Regions from separate parts of the Homo sapiens genome. Here region 1 is linked to region 2. Evidence: chromatin contacts called from ENCODE Hi-C or POLR2A ChIA-PET data. All regions are on one chromosome and are shown on one strand. Each heading gives the region's core, a stretch centred on a gene start or an enhancer-like site at or near the end of the contact. The rest is flanking DNA. Distances are from core to core; before and after follow the strand shown.

The links. A loop is a pair of places that touch in the nucleus more often than their neighbours do. ChIA-PET counts read pairs that join two places held with the same protein, here RNA polymerase II (POLR2A). Pooled maps may share reads with other maps.
Region 1: a loop to region 2 is called in a map of HepG2, with 5 times the contacts of the local background. The contact joins two enhancer-like sites. A Hi-C loop is called at or near these places in 2 of 168 maps with a recorded cell type or tissue (Calu3 and HepG2), 2 of 37 single-sample maps with no recorded cell type and 2 of 50 pooled maps. POLR2A ChIA-PET finds 5 or more read pairs at or near these places in 1 of 52 experiments (HepG2).

What each region holds. Positions count from the first base shown.
Region 1 is chr5:92,941,534-92,946,649 of GRCh38, reverse strand. No RefSeq gene overlaps it. Among named protein-coding and RNA genes, the nearest start is that of LINC02058, 4.3 kb to the right of the region's middle. Within about 2 kb of position 1,334, at least 2 of the 41 ENCODE cell types and tissues checked have a DNase peak (open chromatin) inside an H3K27ac peak, as active enhancers do.
Region 2 is chr5:92,905,792-92,910,761 of GRCh38, reverse strand. No RefSeq gene overlaps it. Among named protein-coding and RNA genes, the nearest start is that of LINC02058, 32 kb to the left of the region's middle. Within about 2 kb of position 2,629, at least 2 of the 41 ENCODE cell types and tissues checked have a DNase peak (open chromatin) inside an H3K27ac peak, as active enhancers do.

The sequences.
Region 1 (5,116 bases), core at 85-2,584, 37 kb before region 2:
ACCTCAGGTGATCCACCCGCCTTGGCCTCTGTGCCTAGGATTATAGGCGTAAGCCACCGCACAGGGCCTCTTATAGATTTTTGTACTACCTACTTTAACATAAAGTTTTACTCTCTGAAATTGGTCACAAATTAATTCAGTTAATAAGCACTTTTTGGGTAGGGTCCATATATTTACTGTTCAATTTCCATTGTACTCTTAGCCCAAGGAAAGTACTCGACGTACATTTATTTATTGACTGATTGTAGACATGATCTTAGCTTATCTAATAGTTATTGATTTATTAAACACATTATATGTATTAACAAAGCACTAAATATTAAACAAACTGAGGTAGATCTTTCTGGAATAGTGCCAGAGAGGATATTCAATATACACAGAATAAGAAGAGCTATCATTTACTGGTCACTTGGCAAGCACTTTACTAAGGATTTTACATAGGTGAGCTAATTTAATCTTCTCAATAATCCTGAGTTAGACATCATTATGATTCTCATTTTATTTATGAGTAATCTGAAATTCAAAGGGACCCTCTCAAGGCACAAAGCTAGCAAGTGTTAGAATGGGTTTTAAATATAAGTGGTCTCATAGCTGAGCCCATACACTGAGCAGAATTTTCTCTCATAGTCTACATTTGTTTACTGTAAAATTTTAAGACCTAGGTCACTATCATAATTTGAATACAAAGTTCCCCTATATGCTTTGCTAAATACAAATAATAAATTTCCCTTTTTGCTTTATCAGAGGAGTATCAAGCCTTTGTACTTTGTCTTTGTCAGACATCAGAGAGAAAACCACTAGTCAAATATTCACCCATTTTTCAGTTAAGTCCACTTTATAAACAGCTCTTGGCAGCACAGAGAGCCCACATGGTGAGTGCATAGTGCTGTCTTTCAGTCATTCCACCACTGGGACAAGAGTTTCAAGGATCTGCCAGTCTTACAAATTAGTTTCAGAAAGACTTGTTTTCAATAGTTGAGTTTAAAAACATTCTAAATTACATTTACTACAGTTTGTTTAAAGCTTTTTTTTCTGGCCTATCTTTCTGAGTTGCAGCTTAATTTTTCACTGTCTCATTATAATTTCTCTCTTTTTTCTGGATTTCATCCTCTCATTCATTATTCTTTGTCTCCTCTCTTGTTTCTGGCTTTTCTTCCTGCAGCTGGGCTTTGGTTAGAAGGGGTGGACGCAGCTGCCCAACCGTTTTCACATTCTTTACTGATACGATTTTCTTGAGGTAAAACATCATTTAAGAAGTATTACTCAACAATTAAATGTTTCTGTCCTCCTCAAATTCTGTGTGTGAAAGTCTGCCAAGAAGATCCTTTGCAGTTGTTTGTATTGGTTTGGATCCCTTCCTGTTATGCATTATTTTATTTGTTCTGTGCTTGTTTGCCTTTTATGTAATATTTTCTCATAGTTCTAATTTCCTGTTTCTATTTAATCTTCACCACTGACTTGGTTCAACTGTTATCTTTCCTTTTTTTCTTTTTCAGGAGGAAGGGGTTCAAAGGCTACTTTTCCCTATAAGTTTTGACACTTATTAAACTACATGTTTCTTCAATGTAATGGGCTAAATTTTTACAGAGTTCAGGGGCAATTGTGAAGCTAGGAGTTGTACTCCTGCTTAGTTTTGAAGACTCTAACTTGTCCACTGTGCTCTTGGTTTGAAGCAGCAGCAATTTTTGTTGATATTACTACCTAAGGGTACAAAATTGTGCCCATGAGAAAGTGATCTGCTGTGGAAACCTTACACTATCTGGACTTCAGTGCTATTTCTAACTGGAAGTGCCTTAATCTTTCAAAAATTACAGTAGGCTTTTTCAGCATAGCATCTTAGCTGACTTTTCAATGGAACACTGAATAATTAAATATCAGGTTCTTCCTAAGTAATTGAACAAATCTTATTCATCATGCCTAGCTTATCTTTAGATAAATAGGGATGTATCAGGGTACTTCAATGCTGCTCTTCAACATTTACAGAAGGGAAAGGGATGGGATGGGTCCAGGGATAATATTAACGTATTTAACAATTATAAGCACCAACAATCAGAATGGAAGCCAGTCTTAGAGCAGGAGTTGGAAACCTTTGTCATGCCAGTACTTCCCACCTTGTTTGCTGAATTATTGGGAGGCTGGGGTCTTAGCAGTGGGGAACAGACGGTGCACTTAAGGCCCTTGAGCTAGTGTGGAATTATCTTAATACTTTAATAAGTGGCTACATTTTAGTCTTGGGTGAGAGTGTGCTCATTGTTGATTTATGTTCAGTTCAAATGCAGCAGTCCCTTCCAATTTATACATTGTGTTAGATTGGCCCGCAGACACTATGGGGATGGCATGTGATTTTCTACAGTGGTTCCTAGTGAAATCCTGTGTGCAGGTCAAGTTTAGATTTTTATTAATTGAGCTTCTCAACTCTATGGGAATCAGAGCCTACCACTGTCTATAGAAATAAAATTAAATATATATATATATATATATTTATTTCAAAATGCACTGAACTTGAGGTTGAGTTTTGGCCACACCAGTTATTAACTGCAATTTTGGGCAATTGCTTAATAACTTCATTTTCACCATCCTTTATCAGTAAAAGTGAGGGGATTGGATCAGATGAGTTCTACGTTCCCTTCAAGATCTAGCATTCTCTAATTCTATTTAAATACCAATAAGAAGACTTCTTTTGCCTGATATTTAATAGATAATTGAATAAAAATCAACTTACGTTTCAGGTCATGCAGGAAAACGTACCACATGACAAACTTCTGGGCATATAATCCATTCCTGAGAACTACTTATTCATTTCTTTCCACGAGTTTCCAACAGTGTTTAAAGACTATCTGGATAAACTTTTTTTTATTTGCATACAAAGGCAAATAATAATTATATAAAATAAAATACTTTTTCTCTATATGCTTAGCATCCAATTATTTTCTGAAGCATCACTATAGTCTTTCTGCAATGAAGGTGTAGTTATCCTAAACTCTTCCCTCTGTCTCATATGGAAGACAGAATTTTCAATGTTTATTTCACTTTAAGAATGGGTTGAACTTTTTGAAAGTGCATTGCTAAGATAGTATTTGTCATTTTCAGAACAATGGCAGAATTAGTTGTTTTTCACATTTATCAATTCATCACCATCAAAAAAAAGTCAGAACTTTTTTTTACTTTTTTTAAATTTTATTTTTATCTTAGTCACTAGACTACCAGGAACAGAACTATTAATATGTGGCATAAACCATCCTTACCCAAACTAACTAAATAAACAAACAAACAAGAAAGAGTAATTTCTTCTTAAACCTTAAAAACTGCTCTGAAATTACCTGAATCACACACTAGATTTCTTTTAGCCTTTGGCATTTCCACAGGTCTCTGATGTACAACAGCTAAATTGTCTAGGTCATATGGTTCTACCTTCCTACTGATACCTGTTTTACAAGACAGTAGTGTTAGTGCCTAATCATCACGTTTTGATGATGCCCTTATTCAAAAGATAAATCATGTTCTTTCACACAAAACAAAAAATATTCCCCTTAAGCTGAAAAGACCAATTTTGCCTTTTCTAGTTAAAGTATTAGTTATCATGCTATAGGTCCTCTGTGACAAATATGCCTTCTATGAGGCAAACAGCTCTAAGACAATGAGTGCCTTGTTTATGGTTGTGGTTCAATATATTTCTATTGACTTTAGGTGTAAGCTTTGTTGGTTTTAATTTAACTGGAGTGCATATGTTTATGAAAGACTGTCCAAACCAAACTGAGAGGGAAAATAGGCTAGAAACTAGAAAGAAGAACTGGGGCTAAAAATGAGAAAGAAGAACCAGGCCAGGAAGAGATTCAGCCTGCTGGTTTGGTTAAAAATGTATTCATTTGTTTTTCCATCTATTTATCCATACAGCATCAAAGAAATATTTATTCAGGGCCTAATATTTCCTAGGAAAACAAATGTTGGTCCCATGGAATTCATCTTTTGAAGATACATGAAAGATATAAATTATTATGTAATATATATAATTTATAAAGATATAAATTATTTAGTCAGATTTGTGAAACTAGAGGAATATAAAGTACAGTGGTGATAATAGTAACACAGATTTATATAGGTCTTATCTATGCCAGGCAATCTTCTAATCAGTTTACATTTACTCTTTACAATAAGAAGTATGAGGCCAATAATTACAACTGTCATTCCCATTTTGTGGGTGGAAAACTGAAGCACAGGAGGGTCCCTGTCCAGTGGCAGTGGATTCTGGGTCTGTCGAGAGAAATCACTTCTCACAGAGTGGAGACTGAGTTATCTCAGAGACGAGATTTCAGTTACAAAGGATCTTGTGTGTGGCAACCACTGAGCCAAGCCATGGATACTAGTCCTACCATCACATTTCTCTTCCCAGTTATTAGTAGGCCCCAGTTGGTAATTTTTAAAGATTATTTCTTGAAAAGAGCTCAATGACTGACAAATTCCCCCTGTATCCCATCTTGATCAATCCTGATGCATGAAGCGTCTGATCGGAGCCCCTTTTATCAGGGACCTAACGAGGGAGAGGCCCAGAGCTGCTAGCAGGCTTCCAGGTATTCGCCTGCCATGCCACAGGCATCTTTGGATGGTTCCCATTGCTTCCCGTTACAGTTTCTGACTCTGAGGCATTGCTAGAGAAACCTGTCCTGCCAGTCAGTCAAGAAAAAAACATTAAGAAAAATTACCATTCAGGCCAGGCGCAGTGGCCCACGCCTGGAATCCCAGCACTTTGGGAGGCCGAGGTGGTGGGTAACGTGAGGTCAGGAGTTTGAGACCAGCCTAGACAACATGGTGAAACACTGTTTCTGCTAAAAATGCATAAAATTAGCTGGGTGTGGTGGTGGATGTCTGTAGTCCCAGCTACTTGGGAGGCTGAGGCAGGAGAATCGCTTGAGCTCAGGAGGTGGAGGTTGCAGCAGTGAGCAAGACTCTGTCTCAAAAAAAAAAAAGACTATCTAGCTCATATGTGTGAAAGTTTACCTGGTATATATGAAAGCAATACTTATTTTATAAAGTTTAAATTATTACACAGTCTATTTTTTCACCTAAAATAATTAGAGAGAATGATTATGTCCAATTTTGTTGAAAATGCAGGGAAACA
Region 2 (4,970 bases), core at 1,380-3,879:
CGCTTTTCCCCCAAAAGTGTTGCTATCCTCAGTCTACACTGGCTAAGGCTAGAACTAGGGGACTCATCAGCCTGCAGGCTCCAGTTCTTGCCTTATCCCTTTATACTTGCAGCTTTGATATTCGCATATTGCCTTTGATTCTGAGTGATCTCAAGATGCCAGGACCTCTCCTTAAATCACACTGGGTGCTTCATTTTAGATACGAACTTACCAGTGAAACAGGGTACCCAGGTGGTCACCAAAATTTGTTTGAAAATTAACTACTGGAAGAAAGGAACATCCTGTCCTTTAAACTGCACAGCTTTTCCTCCCATCTTGATCAAAATAAGATAAAGCAAATATTTTATTTTGAATGAGAAATTTTGATATATTGGTGAGATAAACTCCCATATATGATAATACAAATAATCGTATTCTTTGCAGATCACATCATGTTTTCTTTCAAGAAAATAAAGTTTCCCCCTGTGGAGGTCACAAAGAATTTGAGGGTCTTAATTCTAGATGAGACAGAAGCAGGCTAGCCAGTATAATGTGAAGTAAGAAGGGTGTGTGTGTGTGTGTGTGTGTGTGTGTGTGTGTATAAAGGAGAGAGACGTTTAGGAGGAAGCTTCTGGAGGTGTGCACACTTGGGGAAGTCATATAAATCTAGTGTTTTATTCTATATTTATTTTCTTTCTTTTTTTTTCTTATTATTTCTTTCTTACAGTTATCCCTAAGCCTTCAGCAAAATTTTGTTAGATATTTGAACCTGCTATTGACTGTGCTGTGGGGAATAATGAGACAGACTCATGTCCACACTTAGCACAAAATGGCATGAAGGGAGCAGAAATGGCTTGAGGGAAGTCAGACTCAGGCAGCCAGAGGGTGCCGGCGGAGGGTGTGACTGTAGACAGAGACAGATGGCTGGGAGGGGTGAAAGCGACCACCAGCACAGGTTCTGAGACATATAAGCAGTCTCTGGAATTCTCAGAGTTACTAGGGCACGAGAAATTGCTAAAAGACTAAAGTCCCTGAGGGTGGGGGTCTCAGACTATTGTTGTATAGTCATTAAAGGGAAGGGTGACCCCTGGAGGCGAGAGCAGCCTACAGCGCAAGCTGTCTTCAGTCACAAATTCCTTCAAAATGCATTCCTTAGTAAATAATGAAAATGCCCACCCCCTCCCCAAATGCCAGCTAAGCATTTTGAAAATGCATTATTTTATTAGACCATCTTATTGAATTAATGCACAGATACAGCTAAAGGAATAAATGCAGACTTAGCAGTGTTTAGCCTCCCAGGCACCACCTGCTCCTTGATTCTCCTGAGCTAGGGATTCAAGAGCCCCACTCTTCCCGAAGACACTACAAAACATTTGCAATGGCACACTTATACTCTCACCCCTCTCCAAGCCTGTCTACCACCAGAGAGTCTCAGTTTGTTAATGCAGTACATTTTCTGGAGTTAATTTTTTTTTCCCCTTATAGTCTAGTGAATAAGCTTCTTAACAAGATTGGAACATATTACATACTTTGGCTTCCCCATCAAGCCTATTGCAGAGAATTCTGGATGCAGTGGTGAGACTTTCTGAACTGAAACTGCACAGCTAGGAAGTTATATTTTCAGCTTGATCTCAAAGTTTGTAAACTGGTCTGTTCACAGGGATGCAGAGGTGTCCACAGTAGCTCTAGTGAATGTAGAGCTGTACCAGGCCTGGTAGAATATCTTTGAACCTTTGAAAATGCATTAGTCTTTCTCTACTAACATTCTCAATTTCACCAGCTCAGAAACAGATTTTGTATCTTAAGTATAAGTTATGATCCCCAACTGTCTCGCAACTTAAGTTCTGATCAAAAGTAGATTTGTTCTACAGCCTGGCTACGGAAAAGGCCTGCTTCCTCTGTATCCTCATTCAAAACTTAAAATAAATAGTATAATGTCTGTGTATGCAATTTCTAATGGAAGTATTTTCTGAAAGGCAAAACTCAAGAGTTATTTGTTTAGTTTTGATTAAAGTTGTCAAAGGCATTCTACTGAAGTAAAATAAATTATATTTATATAATATTGATTGTTTTAATCTAATAATTTTAATTTTAAAATGTTGGTCAGTGCAGCTGTTTAGGCACCAAATGATCAGGTAGTGATGATTGTCTGAAACTTCAAAAATCAGAGCAAGAAATTGTCATTTATTGTGTTCTGACTTTATGGAAGTCTCAATGAATGCTACAAACTTTTCCAAGTGATGTTTTACAGAATTGCTTTTAAAAACCCCAGAGGGTAAACAGTATTCTCAGAATAAATAGAAAAATGCTGACCTTGTCAGATTTAGCTGCTGAAAGCCAAGCTGTTTTAAGACTTGGAAGATCAAGGGTCACAGTTATAAACAACACAGATAAAAAAAGAAGAAAAAAGAGGAAGAAAGTAAGAAAGCTGGAAGGAAAAATAAAGTATAGTGAGTTACACCATGAATATAAGTAATAAATACATTGACCTTGACAAAAAGGGAATGAGATACTTATGTGGAAATATAAAATAAAAACAAGGCAAAATTTTTTTTAAAAACTCGCAGCCCAAAACTACTTGAAAAAGATGTTTCTTAGAGTATATTTAGAACCGGAAATGAGTCACTTTAATTTCATCTGTTTTTGGTTTCAGAAGGGGAGAAAGGTCAAAGCTTCTTTGTTTTAAGTGAGCTGGTCACTCCTTCTGAAGTGTAAAATGATAGGGGTCAGGAGTCCTAATGAAACAGGCATTTCCCAGACACCCAGAGCTGCAGAAGAGGTCTCCATAGTGGCAGGCCAAGAACTGGGCTTCAAAAAGGTGTTTTAAACAAAGGCAAGGCAGAGCTTGACCCTTTCTTGACTTTCACCATATGGACAACAGGATGTAGAAATTGGCCATTCCTTTCTATATTTTCATAAATTATCACACATTATAGCCCCACAACCAAACCATTATAGTGCCATTCACACCTAGGCCCAAGACACAGAGGTATATTTTTTATATTGCCCTGGTACAGGTGATGTTTTCTGTTAAGCCTAGATGAACTGAAACAATATTAGGAAGAAATTCTCATTGCTGAGAACAAAAGTACGCACTAATAAAAAAAGTGAGTGTTCTTAAACCTACTGGATTCAACATCCTTTGAATGGGAACGTTAAAATATAATACATCCAAAACAGTGTTGGGCTCAAGCTGACTGAAGAGACAGATTTTAAGAAGTGAGCCCTATCTTTACTCTGAGCACGGAAGGCCAAAACAAACTGTCTTCTTCAGCAAGAAAGTAAGAATACATTGCTTTCTATGTCTTCACCAGATTTGTCCAAGGTAAGGAGGTCTGGACTGTGGAGAAGATGGAGTTTGGAAGGATATGCAGCTTATAAATGCAGTTAGACACAGAGGATTTCCATTGCATCTCCAGTTTGTTGGTGGCTGGTTCCTCCTTTGCTGGTCTCTTTTATTCCATCTGGAAGATTCTGTTCATGTACACCTCTGAACTCTAAACTAGTTGTTCCTGACTTTGTCTCTGCAACATTTTTTCAGGCCTGTTGTATTCCTGACCTTGCTTCCTCTGTGCAATATATTTACTCCAGGTCATCTCTACCATGCCTGTCACCATTTTGCTTAATGGTTGGGGTTTGATGTTTTTGACCTTGGGTTGAACCCAGGAATGAATAACTTCTCTATACTGGCTCAGTGGCTGAATTATCAGTGTCTTTCCCTGACAATGTGCATGTTTTCAATGATTAGAAATGCAGCCTCCAAATAAGGAAAAAGGATAATATTTGCATAGGCCGTGCTTAGTTGCAGGTTTTGGAGCCGGAGATGTTCCAGCATAGATGCCTGTTCATAGAAGTGCTCCAAAATTGTATTTAGTGTAATGACACGTCCTCTTTAAAACCCTTTATAACTTTCTTCTTCCCTGGCCTCGTAAGAGGATAGAGAAATGTTTCTCGGCCATTACATGCGACTCTTTACAGGTTATCATATTCATTATGTCATTAGATTTACCACAACCCTGAAAACTTAATAGAGAAATTATTATCTCTAAAAGTTATACCACTAGCAGGTGGCAGGTCTGGAACAAACATCCATGCCCTATTGACTACAATACCAGTACTCTTAGTACCATGCTATGCCTCTCTCTCATATTATTATAAGAATAATAAACCTATAGTTGCAGAGTTGTAGAGCTGTATGAAGCCTTAAATATCATCTAACTTAGCCACATTATTGTTACAAAAGAGCAAATGTGACTGAAGAAGTGGCTTACACAGAATTATTGGCAGAAAACATCATATCTTCTGACTTCAAATCACACACACACACACACACACACACACACAGGAGATGACAAAAGGAAAAGAGATTGAGTCAGAAACTAATAAAGCTTAGGAAACACTAATGCAGCCAGGTGCAGTGGTTCATGCTTGTAATCCCAGGACTTTTGGGAGGCTGATGCAGGAGGATTGCTCGAGGCTAGGAGTTCAAGGAAACAGAAATGAGAAAATTTTCAATATAGTCATGGTTTCATGGTAGAAAAGGTTAGTAAAGACTAGATTCTGTATAAAAAAAAACTTCAAAATCATTAGTTTAATTTTTCTTAACTACAGAGACTATGAAAAAAGGCTAAGTTTTTAATAATTTTTTTCAAAGCTAATGCCTTATTGGCTCTTTTAAAAATTATTTATTGAGTATCTTCTGATCTATAAGACGTAGTTGATGATATAACTGTGACCAGCATATAGTGTCCACTCTCAAGGGATTCTTTGTGTCATAGAGGATTGTGGCAGTTTTAAGCCATGGCTACAATTATTTGACACTCCACCCATCAAAAGATGGGCTCTATGTCCCCTCCCATGCACCTGAGTGGGCCTACAATTACTTTCCTTCTGAGGCTGAGTAATATAAGGTCATGCACTTGGGAACTTGAGCTGGTAAGAAGCCCAACTACCATGATGTCACCATCCTGGAGGGGCAAGACACATACTCC